Linked DNA regions of Homo sapiens: region 1 is linked to region 2. Evidence: read pairs that join two places in POLR2A ChIA-PET (ENCODE). Cell type or tissue: PC-3. All regions are shown on one strand. Links, peaks and the distances in the headings refer to the core of each region. The heading gives the core; the rest is flanking DNA.

Region 1 (8,342 bases), core at 237-8,236, 81 kb before region 2:
CTCAGACTCCAGGATTAACTTTCCTTTTGCATAAGGAGTCTGGGGGTCCTGGGATTTTTAATTTCCTTTACAGAATCAAGTCTAGGCTGCTCAGCCACACAGTACCTGGCACAGAGGAAGTAATAAATATATATTTGAATAAATGAAAAGATCATATAAGGAAGTGTCTTCTCTAGATGTATTAAAAGATCTCACTGCCCCTTCCTAAATGCCAGGAAGCACTGTCGAATATCTATCACAGAAAACTAACGACAAGCAGACCCTAGGTATTCCTACTTTAAAATATTGTAACCATTTATAAATGACCCCACAATACATACAGTGACATATAACATATTATTTCACCAAGGCACAAATTTAATCACATATATTGCATGGCTTTTGTGTACAGGAAATAGTTGGTGAACTATTCATCCACAGTTCAAAACATCTATGGATTTCTCCTAAATCTCATCTTTTTGTGATCTCTACTTAGTCTAACATGATCTACTATTTCTAAAGTTAACAAAATGTAACAGAAAAGGTTACTGTTAATACTGTGAAGGAAATGAAGAGTGAGTGAGGTGAAAGAAAGTGATAATATCTATAAATGTCAGGACCACTGCTAATACCAAGCTGTCATATGAAGAACTGGAAAAACCTTCCATAAGAATCCAGAGACATAATTATTAATGACAGAGCCAGGACCAGAAATCAGTCCTAACTTCTAAGCAAATAAACTTTCCAGCATACCTTATTACCCTTTCCTTGAGTTAGCATCTTCTTTTTAAAGACAAAAAATATACTGAGCCCAAACCAGTAATTTTATGTATGTTTTTATTATATATTTTATTATAATACTCTATTTTGGTTTTCATAATACCCCACACTACACTAACTGTTCCAAATTACTTCTTTCTAGGCCCAAGAGAACTCCAGAGCTCTAATGGAGAAAAGTAGATAAGAGCCGTATCTTCCAACAGCAAACAATCCTAAGCATTTTCAGGTCTTAAGCACTAATCAACTTTCAGTCAACATTAAAACTACTTTTCACTGTTGAAACCATGGAGAAAGACAAGTAAATCTTGTTACTAATCAGTCTATGTCCCATTTAATGAAGAAGTTTTGGACTTTTGGTCCTCAGAGCAATGAAAGAATAAACTTCTGTTGTTTCCATCCACCAAATTTGTTGTGATGTTATGGCAGCCCTAGGAATCTAATATATTAAGTTTCACAGATATTATACTGAGTGTAAAAAGCCACTGAATGATTCCAGTTATATTAAGTTCAACAACAGGAAAATCTCATCTTTGGTGATAGAACTGAGATCAGTGGAACAGAGGGGCGGTATAGACTGGGTAGAGGTACCAGGTTAACTACAGTGAGTGAGAAACATGGTAGTTACATGAGTAGATACAAATGTGTCACTGATTTTTTTTTTTTTTTTTTTTTTTGAGACGGAGTCTCGCTCTTGTCACCCAGGCTGGAGTAGGTGGCCCAATCTTGGCTCACTGCAACCTCCGCCTCCCGGGGTCAAGCGATTCTCCTGCCTCAGCCTCCTGAATAGCTGGGATTACAGGTGCCCACCACCATGTCCGGCTAATTTTTGTACTTTTAGTAGAAACGAGTTTTCACCATGTTGGTCAGGCTGGTCTCGAACTCCTGACCTCAGGTGATCCGCCTGCCTGGGCCTCCCAGAGTGCTGGGATTACAGGCGTGAGCCACCACACTCGGCCTGATTTTTTTTTTTTTTTTTTTGAGGCGGAGTGTTACTCTGTTGTCCAGGCTGGAGTGCAGTGGCACAACTTTGGCTCACTGTAACCTCCAACTCCTGGGTTCAAGTGATTCTCCTGCCTCAGCCTCCTAAGTAGCTGGGACTACAGGTGCGTGCCACCATGCCCAGCTAAGTTTTTGTATTTTTAGTAGAGACAGGGTTTCACCATGTTAGCCAGTATGGCCTCGATCTCCTGACCTCATGATCCCACCTACCTTGGCCTCCCAAAGTGCTGGGATTACAGGCGTAAGCCACAGCGCCTGGCCCAATTTTTTTTTTTTTTTTTTTTTTTAAATAGAGACAAGATCTTGGCCATGTTGCCCAGACTGCTCTTGAACTCCTGAGAACTCCTGAGCTCCAGCTATTTGCCCACCTCAGCCTCCCAAAGTGCTGGGATTACAGGCTTGAACCACCATGCCCAGCCAAAAATGTGTTTTTTAAAAACATGAAGAGCTATGTACAACTGACCCTGGAACAATTCAGGGGTTGGGACTGAGGACAGCCCGCCCAGTCGAAAAGCTGAATGTAATTTTTGACTCCCCATAAAATTAACTGGTAATAGCCTACTGTTGACCGGAAGTCTTAACAATGACATAAAGTCAATTAACAAATATTTTGTATGTCTATTATATACTGTATTCTTACAGTAAAGTAAGCTAGAGAAGTTATTATGAGCAAGAGAAAATACATTTACAGTACTGTACTTATTGATTCCTAAATTTCTGTTCTATGGTATCATTCGAAGTTTGCGAGATTGCACTAAACAACATTAAAAATTATGCAAGGACTGCGAGAGATCATTTCTTATTGCAATATGGTATTTAGTGGAGAGGTCAACTACTCACATGGAGATGTCAGCATCACACTGAGTTTTAAGCAGACATTCGCAACATTTGAGTTCAACACAGTAAAAACAGGAGGTGGCTAAAAACCTATCACAGCATGTACTAAAGTTAATTTTATGTAGTTATGAGTTAATACTGCATCTTTATGTTTGTTTATATTTCTCTCTACTGTAAATAGTGCCATGTCACGTCTCTGTGTGGGTAAAGTTCTGATATTTTAACTTTTTAAATAGATTTGTGTATATTTTATGGTAGCAAATGATAAAACTAAGATGTACATATATTTTATGCATTTATGACATACCTAACATTTTCTAAATTTTTAAAAATATTTCTAGGCTACATGGTTCATCTATGAGTTTTTTCAAATTGCTGCAAATCTCTAAAATATTTTGCAATATATTTATTTAAAAGTATCTGCATATAAATTGACTCTCAAAGTTCAAACCCACATTGTTCAAGTGTCAACTGCACAGAAGAATAGTGTATACGAGGGATGATATTGATTTAATTAAAATAAATAAGAAAAAGCCGAAACACAAAAATAGAGTATATCAAAACAATACCACAAAGTAGTTGCTAAATAAATTCCTATTGAAAGACTAAGCAGTTCAGTGTTACCTTAAGACAAGCCATTTTAATCAGGCAGACAAAGATATACAACACAATTTATAAATTTTAGAATGGTCTCATCTACAAAAGCGTATGTATATGTGTGTTATCTCTTAAAGAGGTAACAGGAAAAGAGGTCAAAGACAAGCAACCTTCATTATTTTGATGAGACAGAACTGTTTGGACTTTACCTGGTCTGCTGTTGAGTATCAAAAGAGGTTATTACTCTCTTTATGTTTTGCTACCTTAAATATATGGTATTCATGATAAATTTACCTCTGTTAAATAACATTCTTAAAATTTATGACATATTATAGTTTAATATGTGTAGATTTTAAGACAGGTTTTCTGAGCAGAATTACAAAATAGAGACATAATCTCATATTGGAGGAAAATTGTGGGCAACTACTGGGAAGGAGGAAGTCTTAGATTTATTCAGTAAAATAGTTTGCTAAACTTCTTTCTGGTGGGGGAAAGATTCTTCATAGCTATCTTATGCTGCCAGGTAACTTTTCTTCCGTTTAGCTGAGACAAAAAACGGTTATCAAGCGATAAGATAATGAAAAAGTATTTTTTTCCTTGATAAGAAATACTAGAAATCTAAATAAAGCAAATATTTTAACTTTAGGAAGTATTTTAACTTTTCTCCCTGGATTTTTCTGTCAATTCAGATTATAAGCTGAATGAAAGAGTCAAAAATGTTTGTGGTAAAAATTAGAGAATTTCAAAATTGCTAACACTGAAAAATACCAGATAAACCAAAGATAAAAGGTTCCTTGATTCTATTTAAATGTGAAAAAGAACCATAGTGAAGAGTAACTGATACTGAAAGAATGAAAAATACCTACTTTTACAAAGACATTTGGATTTCTTAAAAGTATGCTATCAATACTTTTTTTTTTTTTTTTTTTGACACGGAGTCTTGCACTGTCGACCAGGCTGGAGTGCAGTGGTGCGATCTTGGCTCACTGCAAGCCCCACCTCCTGGGTTCATGCCATTCTCCTGCCTCAGCCTCCCGAGTAGCTGGGACTGCAGGTGTCCGCCAACACGCCCAGCTAATTTTTTGTATTTTTAGTACAGACAGGGTTTTACTGTGTTAACCAGGATGGTCTCGATCTCCTGACCTCGTGATCTGCCTGCCTCGGCCTCCCAAAGTGCTGGGATCACAGGCATGAGCCACGCACCCAGCCAATACTGTGTATTTTCTAGTATTAAACACTAAGAAAACTGAATCTACTAAACATTCTTAGTAAACAGTTTCTCTTTTTTTAACCTTAAAATGTATATTTTAGTCTGTGTATTATATATTCTCATTTAAAAATATCAATTTAGAGATCTCAAGTCTAACCAGAATCACCATAAGGCCAGAGTTTGTTCCCCGTAATTTTCTCAACTCTCATAATGTGAGCACCGTGCTCAAAAGGTAACTGTGATTCCAGTTACTGACATACAAGAAAAATCGAGATGCAAGAAAATCAGCCTATCAAAATATATATTAAAAATTTATTCTGCTCCGGGCACAGTAGATGATGCCTGTAATCCCAACACTTTGGGAGGCTGAGGAGGGTGAATCACTTGAGGTCAGGAATTCAAGACCAGCCTGGCCAACATGGTGAAACTTCATCTTTCTTTGCTAAAAATAACAACAACAACAACAACAAAACTCACCGGTTGTGGTGGCAGGTGCCTGTAGACCCAGCTACTCGGGTGGCTGAGACAGGAGAATCACTTGAACCCAGGAGGCAGAGGCTGCAGTGAGCTGAGATCAGGCCACTGCACTCCAGCCTGGGCGATACAGCAAGACTCTATCTCAAAAAAAAAAAAAAATTATTCCAACACTAGAGAAAAAAAAAAAACTGTCCTGGATGAACTGACAAACAATAGGTTGGTATTCCCAACAAGGCCTTAAAAGTGAACTGAATTTAAGTGCATTTTTGCTTTATGTGCTGTGCCAACTTTGCAATTTAATCCTCTTCAGGATACAACTCCACTGACTCTGGAAGTGACTAAATGTTAACAGTATGACTTTGTGTAAACATATAGTTACTTAGAAAACCCCACTTAAGAATAAAATTTTTCCTTATATAAAATGACTTTACTATTAATATATAATATCACAGGTACTACGTATCAGATATACCTCATTATGATTAAATCTTTAAATTTTAGTGTCATTATTCATTTAAAAGCTGCCAGTTTACTAAATTATATAACCCTTCTCCATCTAATAAAACCTTATCAGAAAGTACCAATATGAAAGATTAACTATTATGTGATATTAATAAACAGTTATCAATTATGCTTCCTTCAAAGCTTTTATATATCAAAATATGAAACTAGTTCTCACTTGTAATATAACTGGTATTACAAACCATTAGTTCAATTCATGTGGATTCAGCAAAACTTTATTATAGGTGTTTGATTTTTAAATTTTAATTTAGCATATTCTTAGAACTACTGATACTGAACATGACCTTTAAAAAAATCTTTTTATTTTTGTAAGGTGATAGGTACACACAGCCAAAACTTTCAATCATAATCCTCTGGAAGAACTAATTCAGTATATAAACCTAAGACATACAAAACAGTTACAAAACTGTAAAATGAAACTATGTAAGATCATGTTCCTTAAATTTTCCTTAAAATCGTCTCATAACCTAACACAATGAAAAACAACTGCAATGCCCTACAGAAAATAAGCACCTGCAGAAAAAGATACAGTCTGGCAACTGCTGATACTATCAATTCATCACTTCATTCTTAAACATTAAGGCAACTCCTTCCCCTTCCTGTACGCTCAATCCATGAAGTTGAAGAAAACAGAGCTTACAGTGTTTTTGCTGAACTCCCACAACTACACAGCTGAACCCCCACAACTACACAGCTGAACCCATTTCATTCTCTAAAGAAATACTGTCCTTCAGAGAAGAGGCTTTAAAGTGGATTCATGCAGTATCCTGCCCTTAGCGAGAAGTTCCAGATAGGATAACTTCTCTGTGATGCATTTAACCCCTATCAAAAAGCCTCTATTAAAAAATAAAAAAGCCAACCAAAGACGATACTTGCGATTAAATAACACTAAAATAAGAGAAACTTATAACAGTGTTTAAATTGTTATACATGATCATGGAAAACATGATCATGGAAAAAATAACACACATCAAACCCTAATAACAATTAACTACATAGCCGAAGACATTTTAAATCTCAAAGTAACACATAATTCACAAAACAATCAGCATTTATCTTAGTTTTTTTTTTTTAATAATAAACATTTAAAAGTCAGCTGAATTGCAATCCGTAATTGCAGGAAAAATCTATCTCATTTTATGCATGTTTTTCAATGTATTCTTAATATTTTAGAGAGCATGTGATATTATAAAAAAATAATTTAAACATTTCTTTGGCATGTTACTAAAGCATGAAAGGCCTGTCAAGTAACAAGGGGAAAACTGTCTTTTTGGCTGATCATGCTGTGCTGGCAATTTCTCAAACATCTGCTAAAGGTCAGATTTCCACTGCATGGAACCAATCAATGGAATTATACAATTCTCCTACCACTTTAAGAAGCTAAACAAAGAACACTATTTTACATAAGTAATGAAATATAACTTAGCTTTGTAATAAATTGTAGCAAAGCCACCCCCTTATCACAGAATTCACACATTTTAAAAATGCTTACAAAATTCTATTTGCTAAATTTTAACCTGTTTACTGTATTCATCAAATATGTATACAAAACTCTAATTTTCCTTTGGTAAAAACTAAACAATTGATTTTTCAATTTCACACTGCAAAAAGTGCTGCATGTTCAAATAAAATTTTAAGGATGATTTTAACAATAAATATTTATCATTTACTAGTCTGAAAACATCTAACAGTGGGTCACTAAGAATACAGAATCACTTTGCAACTAATTCACATTACTAGGTGACTGAGTTTACACAAGAAGTTACATTGTTAAAACTAAACTTGTCACAGGATCATACTGATTTCTCTGTGATCAAAGTCACTGACGGCACCTACTTTGAAAAAATTTTTTACCCAAACCATCTTGAAAATATTTCACAGCCTACAACTCAGGAAACTTGCCCAATTATTTAAACAAGTAATTGAATGCAACCGGTTATCAAAGAATTGGAAGTTAAATATGTTAAGAAGCATGCTCAATGTACATACATAGATGACGTACTACTATATTGGGTTTTTAAAAGCAGAAATTAAATTAAAGCTCAACTTAAAATGCTTTTTCCTTCAAAGTACCACCCTATGTAGTTAAATACTCAAATTGCTACCAAACTTTTAGTATGTATATTATGGCTATAAAGTGATGATAAAGATTTAAAATATGCCCCTTTTTATAAGCCTGCCCAATTACAAATGAACAATTTTAAATTCTGGATTAAAACACTTTGCCCAATGGCCCTCATAAAATTAGTGGGCAAAATCTGAAAAATCAAGTGACTACACAGACTTGTTAAAAAGCTTAATGTTAACATTTTGATAACACAGTAATCTTGTGCCTCATTTAAAAATATGGTGAAACTGACTAGGAAATGGATGGATACAACTGTCTCTGTGATTATGCTATATTCTACAGAAGTTCCATCATATTGTATATGTTAAATATTTCCTTCCAAACAATGAAAAAATAGAGAATTTACTTCTAATGAAACTTGTATTAAGAAAGTTAGGTCCTAAACAATCCACTCCCTTAAGGAACACTGCAAGGCAACTGGAATAAGCCAGTTATTGTCAACAATTAGACTGGTATCATTTTCCTGTGTAACATAGACAAGTTTTTATTTTTCAACGAACTCAACTATTTCAGGTCATAATTTTGCTCTAATAAACCTAATGACTTTATAGAGGCTTAAAACTTAATTCTAAAGAAAGATCAACATTGAGACTGCATTAAATATTTTCCAAAAATATTCTCATCATAGAAAGATAAATAACCTTTAGCTTTTAAGGGGCCTAAATCAAAATCATATTCTGTTTTATTGTGTTACAGCAGTAGCTCAATAATTTAGGTATGCATCAGAACCTAATTGAGGGCTTTTAAAGCAAACTGCTTAGCCATACTACTATAGTTTCTCATTCAGAAGATCTGAGGCAGGATCAGATAATT
Region 2 (8,342 bases), core at 254-8,253:
CTTGTTCACAAGAGTGAATGAAAGCTTCTTGAGGGCAGGAACTCAAGAAGGGCAGGAACTTTGTTTTGTTTAATCACCAACTTCCAATATAAGCATTCAATAAACATCTGTTGAATGCATGAATAAATAAAGGAGGCATTAATAACAATAGTGATGACAAAAATAACAGTTAACATTTACTGAGCACCTACCATGCACGAAGCACGCTAATGAGCAATCTATAGATAGCTCATTTAATCCATGCAACAACTCTATGTGCTAAGTACTAGTTTACTAACCTTAGAAATAAGAAAACTGAGATGACGAATTGTTGTATCTTGCCCTGTGGTCACACAATTTAGTGTGTGGGCAAGATAATCAAGGTAATCTCTTCAAGGTGGCCTAAAAGTTGGCAAAGAATGAAGATGGCAGATGGAGAAAACAGAAATAGTTATTTTACTTAACTTCTCTGCTTCCAACTTTTCTATTACCTTCCTCATCTCATTTTACTATTATAACTTTTCTTTTTCATCACCCCCTCCCCCAGTTATTCTTAACTACTGACTCTTTTCTCCTTGCCACTTGATCTGATTCAAAATAATTTCATGGGGTATCTTAATATTTACATGTAATATTTTAATATAAAACAATTAGTATTCAATAAGATATTACATAAAGACCCACAATTTTATTTTATAGTAAGATGGAATCTGCACCAGTAACTCTTGATCCCCCTTCCTTTCTTGCATAATGACTCGCATAAGGCAGTCAGCTTACTTGTGGACTGTTTTAAATAAAAAGAAAATGAAGAAAAGGAAAATCTTCCTCCTCTTTCCTTTCTATCTCCTAAGAAGGTGGATAAGAGTATAAAATACTACCCAAGCCTATCTTTAAGAGCCCTTCTTTATTGTGTCTGAAAATTTGCTTTGGAGTATGAAATTTTAATTATGCCTTGGTATTGCTCAATTTCATACTGTTATGACACAATCCCTCCTAGTTCTTCCCATAACAGCTTATAGCTACAACCCCCCTCCAGGGAAAAAGCAGGTTTGGGCTCCTCACTCTTTCCAGACAAACAAGGCAACTTTCAGAGAGCTTTCTAAGCAGTTGAATCAGATAGCTACTACAACACTTCTAGTGGAGTCCCAAGAGGAAATTTTCTTGCCAACTTCAGAAACAGCTATTTGTCAGCACAAAACAGAATTCATTCTAAACTAAGAGGGGCAGAGCGGGGGGAATGCAACCTAGCAGAAATTCCTTTTCCTTACAGAGAAACTTTTCCTTTAAACAACATATAGAGTAAATTATAACTTTTTCTTTCTTCTTTCTCTCTCTCTCTTTCGAGACTTTGTCACCCAGGCTGGAGTAAAGCGTGATCTCGGCTCTCTGCACCCTCGACCTCCTGGGCTCAAGGGATCCTCCCGCCTCAGCCCCGGAAGCAGCTGGGACTACAGGCCCATGCCACCATGCCTGGATAATTTTTTGTATTTTTTGTAGAGACAGTGTTTCACCATGTTGCCCAGGCTGGCACTTTTTCTTTCAAAGTCAAGCGGAAACTCCAAATAAAAAGATTCCTTCTGATATGAACAAAGTTTGATGAAATTAATCATGGGAAGAAAAATTTTAGCCTACAATAAAGATTTAAAAGATTATAAAGAAATGGCCAGGCACAGTGACTCACGCCTGTAATCCCAGCACTTTGGGAGGCCAAGGTTGGTGGATCACTTGAGGTCAGGGGTTTAAGACCAGCCTGGCCAACATGACAAAACCCTGTCTCTAATAAAAATACAAAAATTAGCTGGGCGTGGTGGCGTGGTGGCGTGGGCCTGTAGTCACAGCTACTCGGGACTCTGAGGCATGAGAACCACCTGAACCCAGGAGACAGAGGTGGCAGTAAGCCAAGATTGCGAACACTGCACTCCAGCCTGGCTGACAGAGTGAGGCTCTGTCTCAAAACAATATAAAATAAAATAAAATAAAAATAAAAGATTATTTTTAAAAAGCACATTAATAAAAATAATCACTAAAAATATAAGAAAAAGGGAAAAGAAAACAAATTACACTTTTTAATATGCCAATCTCAAAGTGGCAAGTTCAAAGTGTGGATGCAGGTCAAAGCAACTGAACATAATTCAGACAAATAACCCACTACAGTTTTGTCTGAATAACCCCAACATGAACTTAAAGTCTACACTCTTAGCTGTGAGGTACTAACTGAAATATGAGTCTAGATAACTGTCACATATATCTTCAAGGTAAGTATCAGGTGAAAGTGTTAGCTTAAGGGGGAGAAATAGAAGGATGATTTTCAATTGCCTGAATTTCTTTCTTTCTTTCCGTTTCTCTCCTATGTTAACCTTTCCATTATCTTTTTTCAACACCATTCGTAATTCAAGCAAAATCACTGAGTATGGAGACTTAACAAAATAATGTATTCATAGCAAAAAGATATTCCTACAATCTAAATCAACATATATGTAAGAATCACAGGCTATTTTTAAGTAGATGGGAACAAAACTGTTATTTCTTTTTTTTTTTTTTTTTTTTTTTTTTTTTGAGATGGAGTTTCACTCTTGTTGCCCAGGCTGGAGTGCAGTGGCATGATCTAGGCTCACTGAAACCTCCACCTCCTTGGTTCAAGCGATTCTCCTGCCTCTGCCTCATGACTCCTGCCTCCGCCTCATGAGTAGCTGCGATTATAGGCGTCAGCCACCACGCCCTGCTAATTTTTGTATTTTTAATAGAGACAGGGTTTCACCATGTTGTCTAGGCTAGTCTCAAACTCCTGACCTCAGGTGAACCGCCTGACTTGGCCTCCCAAAGTGCTGGGATTACAGGCGTGAGCCACCACCCCCAGCCTAATTCATATTTTTATAATAAAATTTTAAATCTGTTAATTACAGGCGTGAGCCACCACACCCGGCTAATTCCTAATTTTTGAAAGTACATATTATTAGATAATAAATTCAACAGCACCTAAAACAGAAGCATAAATGTTCTCTTTTTGAACATAAATTAATTTAGGGATTAGCCATTTTCACAGAGCAGATGAGTAGCCACTTTACAAATGGAGGGAATAAACTCATATAAAGTTAGAAAGGAACTGGGAAAATAACAAAGCTCTCAAATAACTCTAAGAATGTTTTCTTTCCAATCCAGATCTCTGATCACATTTTTTAAAAAGAAGGAAAAAAATAAAAACAAAGAGAGAGAGAAACCATGGAGTCTTTTCTTCCCGTAGCTGGCAGGAAGTAGGGTATATGATTTCTATGTAGCCTGACTCAGAATACTTTTCAAAGTTTGGAAAGTTGGGCCTGGTGGCTCATGCCTATAATCCCAGCACTTTGGAAGGCCGAGGCGGGCGGATCACCTGAGGTCAGGAGATCGAGACCAGCCTGACCAACACGGAGAAACCCCATCTCTACTAAAAATACAAAAGTTAGCCGGGCAAGGTGGCACATGCCTGTAATCCCAGCTACTTGGGAAGCTGAGGCAGGAGAATCACTTGAACCCGGGAGGCAGAGGTTGCGGTGAGCTGAGATTGCGCCACTGCACTCCAGCCTGGGCAACATAAACGAAACTCCGTCTCAAAAAAAAAAAAAAGTTTGGAAAGTTATTAATCTATAGCAAAGAGTTATAAAGCTTCATTATTAAATAAGTTTCTAGGTTCAAAAAGTGCTGCATATCATTTAAGTTAAAAATGTCATCATATTGTGTATATTAGAAAGCAAAGATATTTAAATTAACTTCTTTTTATATTATGGGAAGAAATTAGAACATGGTAATAAATAAGTAAAAAAAATATTTTTAAGATTTCACTAGCCAATCATGAGTAAAAGTTTTAAATTGTCTTCTTTGATTGTGATTTGGCAGTATCCATAAGAAAAACTTAATGCATATATACTCTTTAAGCAATTTCCCTTTTAGAAATCTTGTCCTATCAAAATACATGGACAAATGCACAAAAGTACACACATAGTAATATTCCTTGCAGTATTGTTATTGTATTATTACTGACAGAGAAAAACCTAAAGAGAAGCAAAATGTACGCTGACAAATATCATAAATTTATTGATGAGGAAACTGAGGCTCACACTGGTCAGGTCACTAATACAGAGAGAAAGGCATACCACAATATGATCTGAATAGGCTCCTCTCAAAAGTACCTTCACTTTATTCCTCAAAGCTGAGGTCAAGTACCTTGAGGAAGCCCTCCTTGATGTCCCACTTCCCTCTGTATGTGAGAAGACCCTCCTATAAGCTTCCATACAAAAGTCAAACAATTTAGTATTTATAATGCTGTACTTTAATTAACAAAGACAGTGACTATGTTTTATATCTATTCCTCCAAGTGCTAAGCACAGTGTTAGCGCATTTTTTTTTTTTAACTTCTTTCTTCATTGAAAAGCTAAGCAACAATGAATGCCTCGGGCACAAAGAATGTGGTCTCTACATACCATTTCTCACTCAAAGGAACCAATGTTCTTTGTGAAAACAGTTGATTCCAGGTCTGGGTCAGGACATATATGAGATAATCCTGGGATTATCTCAAAAAAAAAAGGAAGCTAGCAAAGACTGCTAAGGTAAGATATAGGAGCCAATCTGGAGACTTTCACTGGCCAATGTATCAATAAGGAGACTAACGAACTGAAATATCAAATATTTTTTAAACCCAAGAATTCATAAAAAAAAAAAAAGACTAAAAACAATTCATTCATCAACTTTGGAAGACTCTAAGGAAACAGTTCATTAGTTTGAAAATTGATAGGCTGCGAGTGGTGGCTCACGCCTGTAATCCCAGCACTTTGGGAAGCCGAGGCGGGCAGATCACCTGAGGTCAGGAGTTCGAGACCAGCCTGGCCAACATGGTGAAACCCCCGTCTCTACTAAAAATACAAAAATTACTGGGGTGTGGTGGCAGGCACCTGTAATCCCAGCTACGTGGGAGGCTGAGACAGGTGGGAGGCGGAGGTTGCAGTGAGCCGAGATCGCACCATTGCACTCCAGCCTCAAAAAAAACAACTCCTAACTCAAAAAAAAAAAAAAGAAGAAGAAAATTGAGAAAGGGAAAGAATGAAGCATTTATCCTTCCTTTACTATTTAAAGTATACCTCAGTGTAACAAAAAGTGAGCAGAGGAAAAGTTCTTTATTTCAAAATATTTTAGCAATTAAAGAAGAAATTATATTTTTAAAAAAGGATATCAACATCTTTCAACCCTTAATGGATCTAAGCAATGACCACCAATTGCTACTAACAGACATTATGTTCCTCTGATGGATATACACAATATCACTTGTGAGGCAATTGCACTAAAAAAAAAAAAAATTAAAAAAAAAAAAACCTCAAACCTAAATATGATCAAGCCTCTAAATCCAACCACTCATTTGTAGGAAACATAGGAAAAGAAGAACATGTCAAATGACACCACAGGTATGTAATCAGCAAAATCAAGACTGAGGAAAACTACAGGATAAATAACTTATTTTTTTCAGCCAAAAAAGTACAAGAAAATAAGAGAAAGAGAACAGAGGACAGAGAAGGGGGAGAAGACAGAAGAAACTTTAGAAACTTAAAAAATTTAAGACCAGCATACTATGCAGACTTTATTTTGATCTCAACTTGAACTATTTTTAAAAAGAGAAAAAAAAATAAGATAATTGGGGAAATATAGAAACTACCTAGGGGTAGCTCTCCTCTTCCAAGTCATCCCCCACAATAACACACATAATATGATCTCTGCCTTGTTCCCCACTCTCTTCTTCTTCCAAAGGTCTCTGGTTTATTTCTAAATATTTGCAGACTGTGGGAGAGTCCCTTGAATTCAGAGACATGGAGCTCCACTAACCTCACTCCATGCCACTTGAGTCTTCTTCAGCTTTCCTCCACAAGTTTCATTACTTCTTCTGAGCTGTGATAGCCTCAGTTTCTGTCCCAAATCATTTGTGTCTCCTTCTACAAATGAAGACTATATATGACCCCACCTAATGCCATGTGATTTTCAGTGCCTACCTATAGTCAGTTTATATTTCCCTGCTCAATTCTTAGGTTTGGTCATATCACTTGCCTAGACCAGTGAAATGTGACCAGAAACGTGACATATGTCAGTTCTGAGCAAAGGCTTTAAATGCATGTTTCCACTAGTTCTGTTGCTTTTTCCTTTGGTTATAATAAGAACAAGATGTCCCAAAGAAGGGTGTTTCCTTAGTCTGAATACTGGATGAAAAGAGAGGTAAGACAGAGCCCCAGCCAATTATAACATGTAACATATGAAAGAAACAAACCTTTGTTATTGTACATGTTATCCGAACATGTTAGTGCAGCATAACCTGGCAAAAATACATGAGGATAAAAAGAGAATGAGAGAAATGTTATATTATTCACAGAAGATTTTTTCCAAAAGTAGCACCCAACTTCTTTTCCTTTAGAACTTGATTAATCTTAGTTTACTTAAAAAAAAAACACCCAAAAGAAATGAAAACATATGGCTACAAATATTTGTACATATATGTTCACAGCAGCATTATTCGTAACAGCCAAAAAGTGGAAACAACCCAAATATCCATCAACTGATGATATAAAATGTTTATGTATACAATGGACTATTATTCAGTAATAAAATGAAGTACCAATAAATGCTACAACTTTTTGCAATGTGAAAGAAGCCAGTCACAAAAGACCACATATTATATGATTCCATTTATATGAAATGTCCAGAACAGGCAAATCTATAGAGACAGAAGGATATTAGCGTTTGCCTCAGCCAGATGGGTTGAAGGAAATGGGAAGTGACTGCTAAAAGACAGTTTCTTTCAGGGCTGATGAAGAATTTCAAATTGTGGTAATGGTTGCACAGCTCTGTGAACATGCTAAAAACCATACAACTGTGTACTTTAATTGGGTGAATTACATGGTATGTGAATTATGCCTCAATAAAGCTATTATTTTAAAAGTCTATGAATGAATGGTTTTAGAAAGTTAAGAAAACTGTAAAGGAAGTAACAAGTCAATTTTCTGCTCTAAAGTTGTTCAAGCTTTCTTTGCAAACTGGGAGTAACGACCTCCCTAAAAAACCCTAAGTACCTGGGAAAGTGGAGGCGCAAGTAGCAAACTTTAGAGAAAACATCAGAATAAAAGCTCAGATAAATTTTGCTTGAAAACGGATTCCAAACATAACCTTCAGATGAGGTGGAATAAAAAAATCAAATCCTTCAGAAAACAAAGAAAAGATAATGCAAAAACCTTTGTTAAATGTCAAAGCAACCAATCACTATGAGTTGTGCAGTGAAGTTATACTTCATGGAGAGATGAAGAAGATACCTATCAAAGAGTGATACGGTCTCTGTAATAAAAATATCACGAGCATATACTACAGCAATGAAATCAAGAGTCAGATACTGACAGTTTTTCCTCAATAAGTAAATAACATGACTAAAAAATAGCAAGTCACTGATCTAATGAAAACAAAGAATGGAGACCAAAGGGCAGTAAGTTTGAGGATGGGAGCAAATCATGTAGTCTGCATAAGAAGATGAATTATCAACATGCTGTACAGTTGTAAAAGTGACCATTCTCTGCCTTTAATATTCTATTCTCATCAGCAAGAAACAAGGGGCTTCAGATAAGCTTTACATATTTGAAAACAATCCCTTATCTGATTACTATTAAAATGTTTTATTTTTGCCCCTAGTGAAAAAAAGCTTCTACTTTCACATTTTCCACTTCCAAAACATGTAACATTTTTTAACCTTCCTGAAGAATGTTAAATTATATTTAATTTTGTCTTTCCTTAACTAAACAATGTCATCACTTTAAATATCATTACTATATAGCAAGGCCCTCAGGAGTTAATGAGGTAAAAGTGTGGGGCCCCGACCCTACACCCCCTACCAAAAAACCTGGAAAATGTAGTGCCAAATTATGAAACCTGAATAAAAACAGACTAAAAAGAGATATATCACTCAAGTTTTCTAGGACTCCTATTTTTTTTTTATTGTGGTAAGACCACTTAATATGAGATCTACCTTCTTAACAAATGTTTAAGTATACAGTACAGTGTTATTGTTAACTAACTATAACACAGTGTTACACAGATCTCTAGAACTTGTTTATCTTGCATAACTGAATCTTTACGTCCATTGAGCAACAACTCTCTGAAATTCCACCTCCCATGAGCCCCTGGGAACTACCATTCTACCCTCTGCTACTATGACTTTGATTATTGTAGATTCTTCTTATCACTAAAATCATACAGTATTTGACCTTGTAATTAGCTTATTTCACTGACACAGTGTCCTCAAAGTTCATCCATGTTGTCATACATGACAGTATTTCCTTCTTTTTCTAAGTCTAAATAATATTCCA

The links. ChIA-PET counts read pairs that join two places held together with the same protein. Peaks named below come from ENCODE experiments on the same cell type or tissue, not always from the same donor. Only the 100,000 strongest peaks of a DNase experiment are listed, where the experiment ranks them.
Region 1: POLR2A ChIA-PET joins it to region 2 with 5 read pairs; 3 of 35 experiments call an interaction of 5 or more read pairs at or near these places.

Annotation. Positions count from the first base shown.
Region 1 is chr10:63,409,884-63,418,225 of GRCh38, forward strand. All of the region lies in intron 1 of JMJD1C (jumonji domain containing 1C), which reads right to left. Among named protein-coding and RNA genes, the nearest start is that of JMJD1C-AS2, 17 kb to the right of the region's middle. In PC-3, for the core only: no CTCF peak of the experiment used is centred there; DNase peaks (open chromatin) are centred at 4,788 and 5,178; H3K4me3 peaks cover 1,710 bases; H3K27ac peaks cover 2,188 bases.
Region 2 is chr10:63,490,744-63,499,085 of GRCh38, forward strand. It overlaps a transcript of JMJD1C not described here. Among named protein-coding and RNA genes, the nearest start is that of REEP3, 26 kb to the right of the region's middle. In PC-3, for the core only: no CTCF peak of the experiment used is centred there; DNase peaks (open chromatin) are centred at 1,038 and 1,678; H3K4me3 peaks cover 415 bases; H3K27ac peaks cover 2,761 bases.